Regions from separate parts of the Homo sapiens genome. Here region 1 is linked to region 2. The links are chromatin loops, found by intact Hi-C in ENCODE. Cell type or tissue: MCF 10A. All regions are shown on one strand. Links, peaks and the distances in the headings refer to the core of each region. The heading gives the core; the rest is flanking DNA.

Region 1 (9,499 bases), core at 1,098-9,097, 490 kb before region 2:
CTCAATCCAAACAACAAAGAAACAAATGGGCAGATTCTCAGATACCTCACAGAGTAAAGAAGGACTTCCCTGTACTATCTTTCCAACTTCCTGCATATGAATAATTTTTCAAAATTGACTTAAAAACAAATGGAAACTTTCAAAGTGGCCTCCTGAGGTTTTGAATTATGCAAAGATAAAATATGACTGAATTAGTATTATCATTGTAAGTGACAGAATTACTGAAAAATTGTTTCTGGAGATATCTTCTAAACACATGGTAGGAGAAAAAGGAAGATATGAGGTCAGCATCATTCAGTTAAGAAACATTTATTGAGGCCTTCTACATATAAGACTGAAGGCAAGCATTAAAAATTCAAAGACAGAAGTCATAGTATGGCCCTCAAGCTTAGAGGGGGAGACAACCAAGATCAAAAAGAATTGCATGTTGCAATGTAGTAGTGGTGGATAGGTTGAAAATAAAACCAGAAGTGCACTTAATTTATAATGAATTAGATGAGAAGCCATTATGAAAGGCTTACTAGAAGAAGGAATAGCAGTACTCAGTTTTATTGGATGAAGATAAATTATAATCATGGAGAGAAGCTAGAAAGGGCATTCTAAAGTGAGGTCTTAGCATGTGCAACACCTTAGAGATAGGAGAGGACAGAGAGAAGAGCAAGTGTTATTCACATGCGGAAGAGGTAGCAGAGGGGCCAACAGGGGGCTGGTTCTCAAATCTGATGGAGAAAAGCCTGTTTGGCCTCTACCTGGCACCATCACATACCAGGCACTGTGAAAAGTGCTGCTAATATAGTGATGAAAAAGACTTGGTTCTGCTCCTCAAGAGGAGACAGAGAGGAGCTGTTTCTCTAGTGAGAGAGACAGGCACAACCTGATCATTCTAAAATAACAGTTTGAATAGTGATCTAGAGGCGTTCGTTATGGGAATGAGGGGAAAATATCTAGCTTTCTGTGAATAGGTATGGGAATGTCAAGGGAGTGTAGAGAGTGAATTATAAGCAGTTTGGTATACCTGAGAGAAATTAAGCAGAAAGGCTGAAGAGATGCTTCTGGAGAGGTAAGCATATTATAAGAACGTCAAGGGGTATGGACTACGCCTTGCAGGCAATGGAAATTATTAAGAAGTGTGACATGGTGAGACTTTAAATGAATTACTGTGACAGCATTGTGTGTGTTGGTGTGGGAAGGAGGGAAATGAAGGATGATGAGGGCAAGAAACGGTCAAAAAAGGAAGTAAAACCAGTAGAATATAGTGCCCAGAAGACAAGGAAGATGGAAAGAAATCAGAAGAAGGTCAACAGTGGAAAGTGCAGCCAAGAGACTTGATAAGGGGTCAGAAAAAATTTACTCAATTTGGCAATATGAGATTATTCTGTCACTAGGGTCATCAGTTTCAGGACAGTGATGAAGACAGAAGCCAAACCGAATAATTCTAAAAAGGTAAATTAAGAAAGTGAGGCAGCTAGTATATACTAGTATTATCAGAAGTTTGAAGGAAACAAGGAAGGACAAATGTCAAGAGAGATTATTTTCCAATATTTGTGGCAAGTGAAAGAAGTATTCTATTTCTTCAAATTATTCACATTGAATCATGTTGACAGCTGCTATAAAGAAAGAGTCGATCGGGAGAAAGAGTAGGAGATACAAATAAAGGATTTAACTACAGAATGAGTCCAGAGATGAAGAGCATTTGGGTCAAGGATATGGATGGCAAGTCAACCCTGAAGAAAAGAAACATTTGGTCTTCTGGGAATGAAAGACAATGACGATGGCTATGGAAGTTTTTAGGTGGTAGGAGGTTGAGGAATAGCAGAAGAGAGATATCCATTTCCTCCAATAAAACAGATGATGAAATCACCTGCTGAGAGTGAAGAACATGTGGGTTTAAGATGAAGCCTGAATAGGTCTGAAATTACTCTTGAAATAAATAGGACCAGGGCTAATCAAGCCCATGGTTAAAGACTGACAAGTGATCATTTACTAAACATGATATTTTTAAAACCCTCAATCTAATCCTTTTTCATAAGGTAATTTATTTCATAATTTGCTTTATGAGTTCAAATGTAACTCAGCAGTAATCTAAAGTAAGGCAGTGTTTATTTTACTTATTTTCTCAAATTGAGGTGCATCATCATGTTATGTTTGTTTAATTTCTGCTTATATTTTTGTTATACACATAAAAATTATTGGCCGGGCACAGTGGTTCATGCCTGTAATCCTAGCACTTTGGGAGGATGAGGCAGGTCAATCACAAAATTCGGAGTTTGAGACCAGCCTGGCCAACATGGTGAAATCCAGTCTCTACTAAAAATACAAAAATTAGCCGGGTGTGGTGGCACGCACCTGTAATCCCAGCTACTTGGGAGGCTGAGGCAGGAGAATTGCTTGAACCCAGGAGGCAGAGGTTGCAGTGAGCCAAAATCGCACCACTTCACTCTAACCTGGGCAACAGCGCAAGGCTCTGTCTCAAAAATAAAATAAAATAAATTTTTAAAATACGGCTTATGTTATCACAAGCATCACAAGCAGAAGTTGTTTTTTGTTTGTTTGTTTTTGTTTTTGTTTTTTCATCTTAAAAGAACCCTGCCTGGTAGGTATCACTTTTCCTGTTATATAGATGAAGAAACTGAGTATCAGAGAGGTGGAAAAAAAATGACACATCCTTTATTTCCCAGTAGGTAGAAGTGTCAATAATCACTCCCAAGTGTTTTTCTTGTCAAAGTAGAAATTTTCCACTATATCATAAATTGTCTTAATTGAAGATCAAAGATAACTTGAATTTAATTTTTTGCCCATGTTTGTTTTGTATTTAAGAAACATAAGATTATCCCAAGTCTATTGGGAGAAAAAGGTGATTACGTTAATCAAAAGAAAAGTCACTTTAAAGAGTCACAGGAACACTATTTTTTAACCAGAAGCTGTTTTAGACATGACACTAATAACTTTCCTTAATTAAAAAACTTATCAAGCTTTATGAAAAATATTTAAGAAACACGATCTAACTAAAAAATGGTTCTTATTGATAATCTAAATGTAGTTAACTCACAAGTTTGCATGTGTGGTAAGTATTAATCCCTCTTTTCTTAATATTTTTAAGATCTCATTTATATCTGCAGAAATAAAGGCCAAGTCTAGATGGCAGGTCAAACTTTTTACTAAAGTTTGAAAATAGCGCCTACAGTTTTTTGAAAACCATTCGAACTGCTGGAATATTTGGCAATATTTGACATCGTCATATAATGAGTCAACCAAAATGGTTATGATTATTTCAGTGCTTGCAAAGATTTCAGGCTAGAAAATCTTCCCCAAACCTCTCTTAATTGGACAAAAATTTATAATGCTCCTAGGAGTATGGAATCACCATAACTGAATATATAAATCTGAACAGATCTATGTCTGTCAGCAGACACAGAATATTTCCAGATAATATTTTCATGTATATACATTTTTGGCCTCAAACATTAATAGTAGTTCAATAGACTTAAGAACATAAATCTGTCCCCAGTACCCAAAATAAAGTATATGCCTCAAATTACATTTTAGTGCCATAAATATATTATTAATCATTAAACTAGGAAAGAATGAAAAAAGTTTCAAAAATGTGCAGCCATTGAATTTTTGTTCCGAATATACAAACATCACTTCGTTGTATCATCAGTAGCCTGAGACTTAATTAGAATTGCAAAAAAACATATACATCACTTAGTCCAACTCCTTAATTTGAGAGACAAGGAAACTGGGCCCAGGGAAAGAAAGCTTACCCAGATTCAGTTGAGGTTAAAGTGGAATTCAAATCTAGGTATCTAGATTCACAGTTTAATGCACTTCCCAGAAGCAGAAAAGATATAAATAAACTTATGTAATTTCATCTGGCAACCAAATTCAGACACTGAGTAGAACTTTAAGGATAGTCCTGAGTTTGCTGTTTTATCATATTCAAAAGCACCTACCATAACAAGTGGATAACTAAACAACATTATAATCGCAGGATGAACATTATTTTAATTATTTAAGCATATTATAAACAAACTTCAAACTACATTATTCAAGAACTCTTCTGAGTAACAATCAACTGAAATCATTCTCATTGAAAACACACAGCACAAACAAGTGAAATAAAACAAACTACAATGGACCCCCCAAAAACCCCAAATAAACATCCAACTAGTACTTTCAACCCCACAGCCTTCAATTCTACATGAAGCACTGTCAATTGAGCACTGATTTGCCTGTATCACCAATCAAAATGCAAAATAAATCATTGTGAAATCTCATTGGTTTATACTACTGCCTTTATATATATTAGCTTCCGGAAAATCATTCTGAAGAACTGAATCATCTGTATCATTTTTACTACTCACTCAGGCTTGACACTGTCTGCACAGTACTGACTGAAATGTACTTTGCACCTTCTTTCCAAATGAATATCTATGTCAGGTTTATTTACAGCCACTCCCTTCAATCAGTGCATTCTCAGGTATGAGAAATAAAATAATCTCAACCATACTCTTCTATAGAGATCTGAAACTAAGCGTGGACATCTTGGCAACTGGCCTTTGGAAAGATAATGAAAGATCTATACCATAAAATATACATTAAGATTATTGAGATTCCAAGAACAATCATCTTACACTCTTTAATTAGCACATGTAAAGAGCCCCAGGTACAGAGAGCTAATATAAAACCTATGCACCCTTTTGCATAACTCTTTAGGTACTCCAAGATTATTATAACCTCCTCCATTCTCTTTTCCTCATTCTGATTTCTCTGAAATTTGGGTAACCTCTTTGTTTCTTACTTAGATGTTTTTCTCTATTTAGGAGCTTTTCCTTCTAATTCTTTACAAAAGCAGGGCATGCTTCCCCCTGCTGGGAAAAAATCAAATTACAAGGTACATCAGAACATGTTCCTAAGTATTATATCAAGAAATCAAGTTCCTAGGAAAGATAAAATGTTAAGGAACCAAGTGCATTCTCTGACTGTTTTACCAGCCACAGAAATACTTATGCACTCTGTTAAGAGTTTCTTGTATGCATTTATTTAGCTTGGCCGTCTTCAAGTACAATAACTCATATTAATGACTGATGAATTAATCTTTGAGCCACTTGTCTCAAATAGAACTCCAATTAGCGGGTCAGAGAGAATGATCAATTTGTAACTTTTTTTTCACTTTAAAGACATATTATAAGCTACATAAAGAAAATTCTGGAAAATATATTGAAGACTATTCAAAATATATTAAAGATACTGAAGACTGGTAAGACTTGCCTTTTAAATCATTTCAAACAATCTTAAACATCTATTAACACATTATTTTGCTATTATTTTTATGTAGTTGTCTTTTTTGGGAAAGTAAAAAAAGTTCGTTTTTATTGACTTTACTTTTCCACTTTAATTTATATTTTTTTTCATTCAGTAACCAAGAAAGTAGTAGGCATAATTGTATTTCACCTTCCCACTTATCTATAAAACTAGCTTTTTCCCTGAAAACAGTTTAGTTATTTCACATGTTCCATGTTTTGAATATAAATCTTTTCCTAATTGTTTAGTATTTAAACATAGAAAAATACCTTACACTTCATTGTTAATATAAATAACAATTCATAAATTAAAAAATATAGCTAATGCCTATTTAAATCATATATTGAGGAGCAGAATTTATTCTTCCTTGGTACAACTAAGTCTCAAAAAAATCTTTTAATACTGAGGAGCTTGGGTAGAGGAAGTTATCCGTTTTAGTTTTTTGCTGTATGTAAGTCCATAACAAACTTAGCTACAAAACTGCATTGTAACCAATTTGATGATGAAGCAATTCATTATTAATGAAGCATTCATCTAAAAAAAATCTGCAGATGTTTTAAAAAGGCATGGGTAAGTAACTACAGATACCATAGGTGTCTTTAGTATTTAGATGGCATTATTATAACATAAATGGAGTAATTCGGTTAATAAAGTTCATGTGTCTTTTTTCAAAAAAAAACCTTTCAAAGCAATGCAAAAAACAAGACATATGTGTTCCTCTAGGAATGAAATCCCCTTTAACATTACAGGTACACAAAAGAAAATGCACACTTGGTAAAACAGTTGATCAATTATAGAGTGTTCCCAGGGACCAATATCTCACAGAGTACCCAATCATCACACTTCAAATAAATGTATAAGCACTTTAGCCTTTACTTACCACATTAACATACATATAAGAACATGCATAGTTTAATGCATAGGTTAATTCTAACACTTTCCATAGGATAGACTTTGATTAAAGGGTATCAAAAATCACTTCCTAAATGCAGCAAAAAATAAAAATAAAAATACCGATCTGTAGCTACGAAGCTCTTAGAACACTACATTGATCACCATTTACTTCCAAACTGCTTTCCCTTCCCTCTGCGAAGTGAAAATGTCCCTGTAGACCGCGTTACATACACTTTATGGTTTCTCTATCAATGATCCTAACAGGTCACATCGCCACTGCCATTAGATCTCCGTAGCTTTGGTCTTCTCCAAATTAAGACGTGGAGAAGGAGCACTGCTGTCCGCCCCAAGAACGGGGTCTGTCCGCCCGAGCTCTAAGGCGAGCATCTTCAGGGGGACAGTTTCTGCGAAGGCGGGGAGAGGAGTCCCTCCCCAACTTCACTCCCCTAATCAAGCCGCGGGTGAGATAGGCAGCCGGCGGTTTGTGCCCATCTGTGGGGGCAAGTCCTACCTTCTGCCAAAAGGCGCGACGCATGCACAAAAGATGGATCCAGGCTATCTTTCTCTGCCATCAGCTCAGGCAAATATTTCTCCTCTTCCATAGCGCGGACTTCGGATTGTCCCCGGGCGAAGCGCGAGGTTCCGCTCGCTCGGACGCAGGCAGGGTCTTGGGGCAGCGCCTGGCTCCCGCGCTGCTCCTCCTCCGCGCGGCGAGGGATCTCTGTGCGTCCTCACTGGCCCATGCACCCAGCACCTGCGACTCCCGCCGTCGGGCTGCGTGGCCCCGCGCCCACACCTGCCCGTCCCTTCCGTCGTCCCTCGCTCGCGCAGAGCCCCGGCTCACACCAGCGGCCTTAACTGGAGAGGCGGGAACAGGACGCGGCCCACCTCCGCCAACCACTCATTGGTGGTGGTGCCAGGAGAGGCGGGGCGCTGGCAGAAGGCCGCGGGCTCTCATTGGGCGGTAGCGCAAGTCGGGTGGCCTGACTGGCAGGAGGCAGCTGCAGAGGGGAAGGGAGCTCGGAAGATGCAAACGCTTTCTTCTTGCGCCCAAGCCTTCCCTGGCTATTAGGCATGCCCAGTTTTGTGGAGTTCTCTGTGTCTTCAGCTAAGGCGCAGAGGAGAGAGAGCGCGGGAAAAGCGCAGGTTAAAGAGAGAGGTCTGAGTACAAGTGGACAGGGGAGATGGAGATGAGAAGTGAGCCACCCGAGAGGGTGGAAAAGCGCCAGGGAAAGTCTCAGGAAGGTAGATGGGACTTCACCTGCGTCCCTAAGGCACAGGTGTCTCCTTTCCCTCACACAGCTCAGGCGCACTCCAGTTGTGCAGGAATCAGCAGCGCACTGGGTCTGGAAATACAATGAAGACTGCATGTGATCGGCAGCTGGTATTTCCGATGACCTACATCTCAGGGACGCAGTAGGATGTTCATTGATAAACAAATAAAGCGGCTCGAAGAAATATTGTGCAGAGACATGATTGAGGTGTACAATCATTAGGATATTGAATTAGTTCTGGTAACCTATCCGTGCCTCCTTTCCCCAGACCCTATCTGTGGAAGGGAGGTTGGGAGGGGCTGAATTTAAAAACCAAAAACAATATGATTCATTAGTCACAGTTTGTGAAAGAATTGGGAAGACATGTAGAAGAAAGAAGAGACTAGAAAATAGGTAACCACGTTTGCTCTAATTTTCCCCTTTCTCCTAGTTTTAGATGTGCCAGTCTCTTTCACCAGGTACTGTTGCTGAGCTACTTTGTATTATCCCACCTCTATTTAAAGGAAAGTTAAACCCTCATGATATCACCAAGCGTGGAGGCAAAGCCCATCCTTCTTTTACCAATGCGGCTATAAAATGTAACTTGCATGCCTCAATCGCTAGGAAACAATCTTTCCCCAAGTCTTGGGTTCTCGTTTCATAAGTAGTCATTTCCTGATTCTTCTCTCCCCCATTATTTTTGGTGTGGAAGAATGAGGGCCAACTTTGCTACAAATAAAATGTGCTGAAATTTTTCCAACTTATCTTACTGTATTTAAATATTTTCCTTTTAATTTTTAGATAAATTCGGGAGATTAACTTTTATTTGTATAATGTTTAAATAACGTAACGTGCCTCACATTGATTATTTCAATACGTCCTCACAGAAGCACTCTGAAAAATGCCAGCCAAGTATTACTTTCTCTGTTTGTATAAATATGGAAACTGAGGCAAAACAGAGAAATCGTCTCATGTCTAGTTAATGCTGAAGTTGAGATTAAAATTCAATTCTATATTAGCACCATTTATATCCAGAATATACTGCTTCAACCTACCTTTCTGTGTGTTATATATTTAATTTATTTGTGCATGTGTGCATTCAACAAATGTTTATTGGATACTGAAAAGAGTCTAGGGACAGTACTTAAAATTGGAGAAACATTGGTGAATAAGATACATACACATTCATTCCTTGTCATCACAAAGATGTTTTCTAATGGGAGAAGATAAATAAAACCAAGTATACAAGAGGAATGGTAATTGTTGACTGCAATAAAGGTCAAGAATGAACCAAGGAGTTAAGAAAGAGAATACAAGGGAAGACATTAGTTTCTTTATTTTTGACTAGGGTAAACATACAATCTCGATAAGCAGCTGATATTTACGGTGAAAACTCATGGAAAAGAATGAACCAAGTGAGTACAATGTGCAAAGAAAGACATTCCAAGCAGGGGAACTTGCCCCTGAAAAAGCCCTGTGGTGGAAAGAACTGTGCTGTCTTTTGGAATTGACTGAGGTCAATGTGACTACTGTAATATGGGAAAGAATGGAATCAATAAGGGAGGGGGGATTGATGTGTACAAACACTGAAGATTTGATGAATGAAAATTATTTGGATTTTATTCTAAGTGTAATAGGGGACCATAAAGTATTGGTATCTTTCTGGATGTGCTTCTTAATCTCTTTCTGATTCTTATGTTACTTTCAAAGGAGCTATTATTTAGAATTGAGTATATATACAGAAAGTTCTTGCTATTTTATCTGTGTGCAGAATGTTTAGTAGTTGAAGGGTCATGCATCCTGCACCTGGTCTGCAACAGGGATATAAAGGGAAAATATGCTTCAAACTTAAAAGAGGTGGCTACGATTTGCTATGGTAGTAAAGGGTGAATACGATGCCAACCACAGGCAAAAAACTGTAAATGTTTTCGAATAAATGTAAATTAGAACAAAATATTTTACAATTACAATAACATTTTGCTTTGCAGCATATCAAGACATTAAAAGCATATGGTGAGGATGGAGACGTGCAGAAACCCAGTTTCATG
Region 2 (9,499 bases), core at 740-8,739:
AAGTACATTTTTCGTAAAACGTTACAATATTATTTCCATAAGAAGAATCTCCACTTTTCTCATTTCTTCTCTTCAGATGGTGCCATATTTTTATAGCAACACAAAGAAATGTTGTAAGTGTGAAATTACTTACTTGGCCTTTTTATGGATTCATATGGCCTTACATGGAATGAAGGAAAGAATAAAAAATGGATATGATCCTGACCATGTTGAACAACAGATTTTCAAGACTGTCAGAAAAGGACCACAGTGCGTATATCAGCTAATTTATGTCAAGATGGCATTTTTGTGTAGTTATAAAAATGAAGAATATTATTTGTACAGAGCTTTAACTTGTACTGAGGCCTTCCACAAATGATATGTCATTGAGTTCTCACAATAAGTTACATTCTTTGCAAATTGTTTTGTGAAATTCTATATACATTTCACAAATGAAGAACGTGAGGTTCAGAGAATTTTTGCAAATTAATGACCAACCATAGATCTAGTAAGTTTCAGAGTTAGTACCTAAACCTAAACTTTGCCTCTTTATTCTTTATTCCCCAGTACTTGAACAGTTAACAAAGCATTTATTCTCTAGCAGGAAGTTACTTTGGCCTTCTATATTTAGTTTTGAACTTACCATTGAATAATTTCCATAATAGGCCAGGCATGGTGGCTCACAACTGTGATCTCAGTCCTTTGGGAGGCTGAGGCAGGAGGATTGCTTGAACCTAGGAATTCAAGACCAGCCTGGGCAAGATGGCAAGACCCTGTTTCTACAAAAATAAAATAAAGTAAAATTAGTTGGGCATGGTGGTGCATGCATGTAGTCCCAGTTACTCAGGAGGATGAGGTGGGAGGATTGCTTGAGCTCAGCAGTTTGAGGTTATGGTGAGCTATGATCATGCCACTGCAATCCAGGCTGGGTGACAGAAATAGAGACCCTGTCTTTTTAAATAATAATAATAATACCCATGATAAAAATACTTGTATTTTATTACTTTTCTTTTAATATTTATAACTCAGTGTGTGTCAGACTTTTTGCTAAGTCTTTCATATATATAAATAATAGATAGATAGATAGATAGATAGATAGATAGATAGATAGATAGATGCTCTATGAGGTATTGATTATCTGGACATGAATTCTCTGCTACATTCCTAAAGAAATACTCACTTTTCCCTATCTTATTCTGTCTGACATCAAGCTACTACTAGTCACACCATTTAGGACACTCAATTTAGATTATTTGATCTATTGTTCATCTATAACAAGATTCCAACCAGTGCCAACTCCCTGTCAATGCAAAATTCACTGAAATTTTACTTGCCCCACCTATTCACTTTTCCCTTTAGCCTACATGTAACCTGAAAATCACCTATCAATAATGCTTTTGAGAAAATAATTATCTAATTGGAAATCTATACCCTTTGAACAATATTTCCTCAATCCTTCACTCTCCTCCATCCCCAGTCTCTGGTAATCACTGTTCTATTCTCTACTTCCATGAGTTTGACTTTATTAGAGTCCACATATAAGTGAGATCATGACGTATTTGTCTTTCTGCGCCTGGCTTGTTTCACTTAGCATAATGTCCCCTAGGTTCATTCATGTTGTCAGAGATGACAGGATTTTCTTCTTTTGTAAAGTGGAATAGTATTCCATTGTATACATATATGTGTATATGACATTTTTAAATCCAGTCATCTGTTGATAATCATTGCACATTATATACAAATTCAACATACCACATTACACCTCATAAATGCATGCAATTATGATTTATCAATTAAAAATAATATTAATAAAAAGAGATAGTTTTTTATATTAATAGAAACCTATGTCCCACATATTTATTAGTACTGAATATGTATATAATCTGACTACTACATCTCCATCTCATTGAATATCAGGGTTCAGGTTTATATGAAAGCATTTTTTCTCATCTCCAAAACTGCATTTGAATTCCTTTGGAAGCTATGAATTGGATTTAGAAAACAATGACAGACTTCCAAAACAGACAGGGATATTTTTCAGTTATAATTTTTCAGGTAATTCTGACTTTCTATGTTAATTTTCTAACTCAGTGTTTTCCACTAATTTATAAAGGAGAACTGTAACCTTAATATATGCATTTTCCTCATAGCCAAAATTGTTGAGCTGTTGAAATCTAAACAACATTTAAAATATCTATCAGGGAGGGAGATGAGCCTTTAAGTTTTGAAATCTAATCTAAGATGATACTTCATAAACTTTTACTTACTGAGTTTATAAAAATGGGCTGTTTTAAAAAATATGTAGACTTTCTTGTCAAAGAGCCTGTCTTTGTTGTCTCTGATATCTAATTATTCCCCAAAGTAATCTCTTTGTATCCTTTCCTCCAAAACAAGTATGTGACAATCTGCTCCTCAGATAAAAGAACAAGGAAAGAATGGTATATGTTCTCATTCAAAATAAATATAAAAGATAAAAGAAATGAAGTGTAATAACAAATCCTAAGTGAAAAAAAATAAGATTTTAAAAAATTATTCCAACTGGGGAAAAGAACTATTAAATGTATGTATTTTATTTATATTGTCTTATCCGGAGTGGAAGGTGTGCTGACGCCTTCCACAAGTTGTTGTTCCACAAGTCAACACCAACCACAAGTTGTTTTTAACACAATACAATCTCTGTTTTTGTTTTTTTTTTTTTGTTTTTTTTTCAAATGAGGGGTAACAGAACTAATACCAGGCAGGTTAGGAAAAGATAACTTTGACGAATATTTAACCAAAATGACTTTTTTATGGAAAGAGGAAATTTCACAAGTTTGGATGTAAATAATGTCTTCCAAATTGATCTCAATAATAAAAGCTATTTTTATAATTTCTATGCAAGAGAACACAAATAGCTACCATAGCTATACAGATACCCCTAAAGAGAAATAGAGAATCCCCTTTTAACTGTTATGCCCTTCATTTCTTACTTTACCTGAGAGAGAAAACAAAACTTATATACTGTTCTACTTATTTTAGAAAACAGAAACTGATTTTCTTGTTGCATTTTATTTTACTTATGAGTATAAGTTGCATTTTATTTTACTTATGAGTGTCAGCTAATTATTCATGAATTAAACTGAAGGATGATCAGCTTGGAAGGTTTTATAAGATACAATATTGTGATTCACTTGTAACTACAGACTTAAGTAATCAGTAGAGCTTATAATATTAATAATTAAACTTGTATACTTAGTCCAGGAGAAGATATTTAGATTAAATAATGCTCCACCCCTGCCAAACAAGATGAGAGTACTCTAAATATATTTTCTCTGCTGTTGAGTTAACATTCCAAAAATAATTGTTTAAATTATGTATTCCTCTTTAGTGAGATAATGCTTGCATAGTCCATATAAGATGTTCCCTTAATTTTGATAATGCAATTTCCATTCAGTTCACTTTTAAGAAAAACATCTATTTTTGGTTAAAACATTATTAATTAATTTATTTATTTATTTATTTATATATATATTTTTTGAGATGGAGTCTCGCTCTGTCACCCAGGCTGGAGTGCAGTGGCGCAATCTCAGCTCACTGCAAGCTCCACCTCCTGGGTTCACGCCATTCTCCTGCCTCAGCCTCCCGAGTAGCTGGGACTACAGGCGCCTGCCACCACAGCCGGCTAATTTTTCTGTATTTTTTTAGTAGAGACGGGGTTTCACCGTGTTAGCCAGGATGGTCTCCATCTCCTGACCTCGTGATCCGCCGGCCTCAGCCTACCAAAGTGCTGGGATTGCAGGCGTGAGCCACCACGCCCCGCCAAAACATTGTTTTTAATAAATATGAAAATTTATATTTATGTGTTAAATTATTCCAAATTGTCTTCAATTCTTCATAATGATAAGAGCTCTGTAAACAGAAAAATATAGTCCTCCATCTATGACTTTCTTACTGCTGGCAGAAAAGAATTGAAGGGATGCATTGCTTCAGGAGCCTATGGGGTGACTGACAGATGCATTCCATTATACAAGTTTCACAATTATTAGGTCTAAGCTTCAACTCAGGGAGTCAAAGAGCATTTTGTGAGTGACAGAAAAAAGGAGTTTACATGGATGCATCTGCCTGTTCACATACTTTTTGGTGTTATATGTCGATGGCAAAGAAAAGCATCAGACCTTTCTATACAACATCCCTGAAGTGTTTCTGTGCAAGGTGAGAGGAAGGGGAAAGTTTAGATGATAGAGAGCATAAGGTAGAGATAGGGGGCTGGGAGAGAGTTATGTATCCTCTTTTCCTCCCTCATAAAAACATAGAATGCGTCCCTAAGTGGCTTTATATCTGCCCAATCTCCCTTCTTTCATAGACGCTGTAAATAATGGTAGCGAACCACCTTCTATTTCTTATAATATGACTTTGCTCTAACAGGACATACATAAATATCTGACTTCCTGCTAACAGTCATCCTAGGTTCCCTTTCATTAGAGTTTATTCTCTTACGTGTGAATGTTTTTTTCACTGAATTTATAAATGGAAAGTAATATTCTCTTGTATCTTTCTTCTTTCCAGAAATATTTCATTTATTCAAGCACAAAATAGTACCTTAGGGGACTTTCTCTTTTGAATGAAATGGTAAACAGGGAACAATAAAAAGACTTCATGTTAATTGTTCAATTTTGCGTGCATTTGGTGTTTGAAATAAATTAGCAGCGACTTTATTTTGGATATAGAACTATATAGTACTGTAAATAAAACATTTAACTGATTCCATTTTCCCTGTCAGCATAAAGAAGTTTGAAATATATTGATAACATTGCATGGCTCCCTCTGGTGGTTAACACCTGAAAACTCTCATTAATTTGGTAGAAGACAAGCAGTCAAGAAAGTAAATAAGGAAAAATTATCTGTGCAACAAATTTGAAGATAGATATAACTGAGATCGTTTCTCCATTAAAATATCTTAGCAATTGAGCTATATTAAGGAAGTTGTTATTGAAAATCTCTATCTTTCCTGGAAACCACTAAGGGCCTCTTAGCTTGCAGTGGGCATTTTGCTACCAGTTGGAGGTGCGGTGAGTGAACTCCAGTAGGCCTATGTGAGCAGCAATCAAATTAACTCCACAGCTATGTAGTCCAAGCTCTGTGGTGTCCTAATTACATTTAAAGAGGGGATAAAAGAACTGGAAAGATGACAAATGATGAAAGCGGAAATGAAACAAGGAAAACTCCAAAAAGAATTTAGGAAGAGATATACAGGGCTTCCATGTGATGATTCTTTTTTTGCTTTTCATTTTGCCTTTCAAATTAAACATTGCAACACAGATCGTAAAGTTCACTTTGTGTTTATTAAAATGTATGGCCCTGCTAGTGTGTATATTTCTCTGCCTTTTAGGACATACTTAGGATCCATTCTGTACACATTATCTTCCATACTAAGCATTAGTTCACTTAATCTGTCCATTAGTTAAGTGTTATTAATCCCATTTTTCAGATGATGAAACCAAGTCTCATGTAGACTGCATAACTTTCCCAAGTCACACAACTAGTAAATTAAGATTGGAGCCTAGGCTGGGCACGGTGGCTCACGCCTGTAATCCCAACACTTTGGGAGGCCGAGGAGGGCGGATCACGAGGTCAGGAGTTTGAGACCAGCCTGGCCAACATAGTGAAACCCCATCTCTACTAAAACTACAAAAAATAGCCAGGTGTAGTGGCAGGAGCCTGGAATTTCAGCTACTTGGGAGGCTGAGGCAGGAGAATCAGAATCGCTTGAACCCGGGAGGCTGAGGTTGCAGTAAGCAGAGATAGCGCCATTGCACTCATGCCTTGGCGACAGTGAGAGACTCTGTCTCAGAAAAAAAAAAAAAAAGGTTGGAGCCTAAATAGGTTTAATACCAGAGCCCATCTTATTTCCAGCATACAACCCTTTCTCTTTCAAGTTACAGGATTTATACATGAATATTTTTTAACGATTGTGACATAGTTGGTGGGCATTTTTATTACCACCCTCCTAATCTATTTTAAACTTCATAATCTAGTGAAAAAACTGCTAACCTTTTGTTGATATTTTATTACCCTTTCCATTTTGTTAGTTTGTAACAGTTTCATCTTGAAACAAAATGTAGAATAAGGGGGCCTATGGTACTTCAAATGAGTAATTTTTTTAAAATAAGATTGTCCTTATAGGAAATTGGGCATACATTTTGTGTCAGATCCAAGTTAAGAGCTTGATAGGTACTCTATGAAAACTTTAAAATCCCAGGCTTTGCCCTAGCACCCTGGTTTCTTGAGTTAGAATCTCTACTTTCCTATTTCACAGCTATGTGACTCTCACAAGTTACTTACAACTTCTGAGTTTGAGTTCTCCTATCTGTAAAGCCAGCATAAAGATACTACCTACATTCTAGCATTGTTTTGTGAATTAAATTACTTGAGATAAAGTGCTTAAAACAGCCTGAAACATGGGAAATCCACACTAAGTATTCAATTGAGAAATTGAGCTATAGCAATAAAATAAATCAAATAAATCACCAGGGCACAGAGCCAAAGAAGTGAAAAATCCAAGACTTAAGCAAAAGCAGTCTGTATCTGGCATTTGAAGCTGAATTATTGCTCAGCATTACTGTTTAGTAAGCCAATTACTACTTTGGAGTCTCTCTCCCTTTGTTAAAAGTGTATCTGGATAAGCATAAACAATTGTTATTATGTTCTTTTCTTTCAGTTAAGAAGTTCACTCATTTTCAGAATGGTTGGAGTAAAATCGAAGTTAAAGCTACAGACATTTCAAGGTCCCTGAAGATGTTTCCTACTTTTCAGTGGGAGTTCTTTGAACAATTTTCCTCCCTATTCACACAAGTAGTACATGGTTGAAAGCAAATAAATGATGGCTTAGATAGTCTTTAAGACACATTCTGAATAATTCTTCATTAAAAAAAGTAGATTCTAGAAATGCTTCAGAGTAGCAACAAGTCTTCAACAAATGTCCATGCTCATGTTTAACACTTCTAGCCATACTTAGTAGTAGCCTAATCAACCCATGGCTGCTAGTATTTGAGAAAGGCAATGAGGGAGTAAAACCCTGATAAGTATTTAAGACTATTTCTTCTGTCTAGTAAATATAAACTGTACATATGTTTGTGTATAATTTTTTAAATCCCTCTTCTTCAGGCATCTGTTAGTCTCCAGGTCATTATTATTAAGTTAATCTTCATTACCCTCTTTCAAATATCTTATCAGTAGGGGACTATTGAATGTTTGGAAAGTGGAGACATGTAGTCGCCTGAACCCATGCTTTAGGGTTAATAGGCTTTAGGCAATACTGCCAAATGTATCGTAGGCCCACTTTTGCAGCTCCAAAATTAGGCTTCAATATGGTTTCAGGGATGTGAAGCTTTAGAAAAAAGCCTTTCTTGCATCTGTGAAAAATGTTTTTTCCAGTGCAGAGGAAATAATATACACCTAACTCAGTATGTCCACTATTTTCCTTGAAGAAGGGATTTGAAAAGATGGTGAGAAAAAACTCAATCTCTTTTCCCTTGTCTTTCCCATATTTAACGTGAAGGACAATGAATATGGTTTAAAAAAATGTGTGCGGCCCAATATAGGACAATCTTCTCGTGGAGATACCTTATTATGAGGTATCTGTTTAAATTTAGATAATCTGCATATGTTTAAGAGGGATTCCTATTTTATAATCCAAGGAATAATTCAAGAAAGAAACTGATAAGACTGCCCCAGAACCTTTGTAATAGTGTTGTAGTGGTTATAATTAGTTTTAATTAAATGTTTTCTGATATAAACTGGATTCATTAAGCCAACCAAAGATAGTTAACTGAGAGTTCATCAATTTACATAACTAACTCAGCTAAATATGATATGAAGAAGAGGGGTCTTTATATTTTTATAATGAAGAAGACATGATTTTTGGAAATTTTTACAAATGTTTAAAGAAAAGGTCAATCCATGAAATTAGGCATTAGTTCTATGCACACAAATACTCTTGCTATTCTAAGATTCTCTTTTTGTAGTACTATATTAATAATTACAGTGATAGGACTCCTGTGTTAGGACCATGTTTTGCAAAAAAATATTTAAAAATGAAACTAAAATTTAAATTCTGAAATTATAAATGTCTGTGTTAAAAGATCCTTTTATAGCTTTTTCCCATTTATATTTTATTTTTTATTTGCGACTCAGAAACAAGGACCACACTTTCGTACAAACATTTTCAAGTTAATGAGATTTAGTGTCTGGAATAGGTACCTAGAAACTTAGTTCTTGACCATTTGTCATGGCCTATCTATTCACATACATGTCAACTTTTCAGGGGCAGATTAAACTCAATTCAAAATGAGTTTAGTTCTAATTTGGTTTAACCAAATCTAACTGAAGGGAAGAAATTCCTAAATAGCAAAAGTTCTTGTACTAGGTTAAATAATTTGCTTCTGCTGCCTATTCAGTATTATTTATTCTGAATTCATCTGTTTGATTTATTTATATACTATAATGACATAATTTAATATTCCACCTTCAGCTTTCTAATAAACCTGTAAAGGGTTATAACAAATTGCATAGAGAAAATTTGTCATAACTTAGAAACCAGAAACAAGAACTGAGAAAACTGGTCATCTGCAAGACTATGCTGCCTACAGGATAAGGACCCTAAGTATTGGGCCACATGGCATACTCCAGTGTGCGGGCTTCAACTCAGATACCTACATTTGAATCCTTGTCCCTAAACTTATTATATCACCCTGTTGAGTTACTTTATCTATTTGAGGCTCAGCTTTTCTATTATTAAAATAGGAATAATAATGCCTACTCTAATTTGGATGATGATGAAATGGGATGAAACCTCTAAAATGCAGAGCACAGTCACTGTAATCAGAATGATCTCTTAAATGGCAGTTGTGACTACTATAATTTATACATCTTTGGATCTTCTCGATGCCATCTTATTCTTGATCTCACTAAATATTTATCTGATGCTTGTTGTATGTCCTGTATTTACTTTATGCAGGGAATACAAAGAGAATGTGGTATGTGTCTGGTTCTTGAGGACTACCTAGTGAGCAAGTGTTATGTGTTGTACATTGTATGTTTTATAATTTGATTTGAATTTTTCAAAATCATATTTGTAATTTTGATTTTATTAAATGGTATTTTTCTAATATTTTGAATTAGCCATTTTCACAATTAGGAAAAAGTGAACAGAATTAATAATATTTGTCATTCCTTTAATTACACTTATACATTCAAAACAGAATCTCCATTGCACAGTCCTTGGTTGGACAAAGTCTTATAACAGCTAAGACCTTCTTATCTTTGGACATGTGCTTGTTTCATGCTTAACTAAGTTTAAGTAGCTTTTTCTGGAAACCTTGTGGAGATCTGTTTTCAAATTTTTGCCTTTGATATATATATCTGTTTTTATTGTAATACCTAATTATTTTTTAACCTCCAACTGACAAATTTCACCTAAATTTAGATTGGATATGAAGAAGAAACCTACAGTATTTTTATTTTCTTTTTGCTTGAGATTTCA

Evidence for each region. A loop is a pair of places that touch in the nucleus more often than their neighbours do. Peaks named below come from ENCODE experiments on the same cell type or tissue, not always from the same donor. Only the 100,000 strongest peaks of a DNase experiment are listed, where the experiment ranks them.
Region 1: a loop joins it to region 2, with 6 times the contacts of the local background. A loop is called at or near these places in 2 of 110 quality-filtered maps.

Annotation. Positions count from the first base shown.
Region 1 is chr6:62,279,149-62,288,647 of GRCh38, forward strand. It overlaps KHDRBS2 (KH RNA binding domain containing, signal transduction associated 2), which reads right to left and starts at 7,077. Exons shown (of 9, transcript NM_152688.4): 1 at 6,710-7,077. The coding sequence starts at 6,800. RefSeq lists a silencer at 6,937-7,026. In MCF 10A, for the core only: a CTCF peak has its summit at 4,867 (motif pointing left); no DNase peak of the experiment used is centred there.
Region 2 is chr6:62,770,846-62,780,344 of GRCh38, forward strand. No RefSeq gene overlaps it. Among named protein-coding and RNA genes, the nearest start is that of FKBP1C, 440 kb to the right of the region's middle. In MCF 10A, for the core only: a CTCF peak has its summit at 4,764 (motif pointing left); no DNase peak of the experiment used is centred there.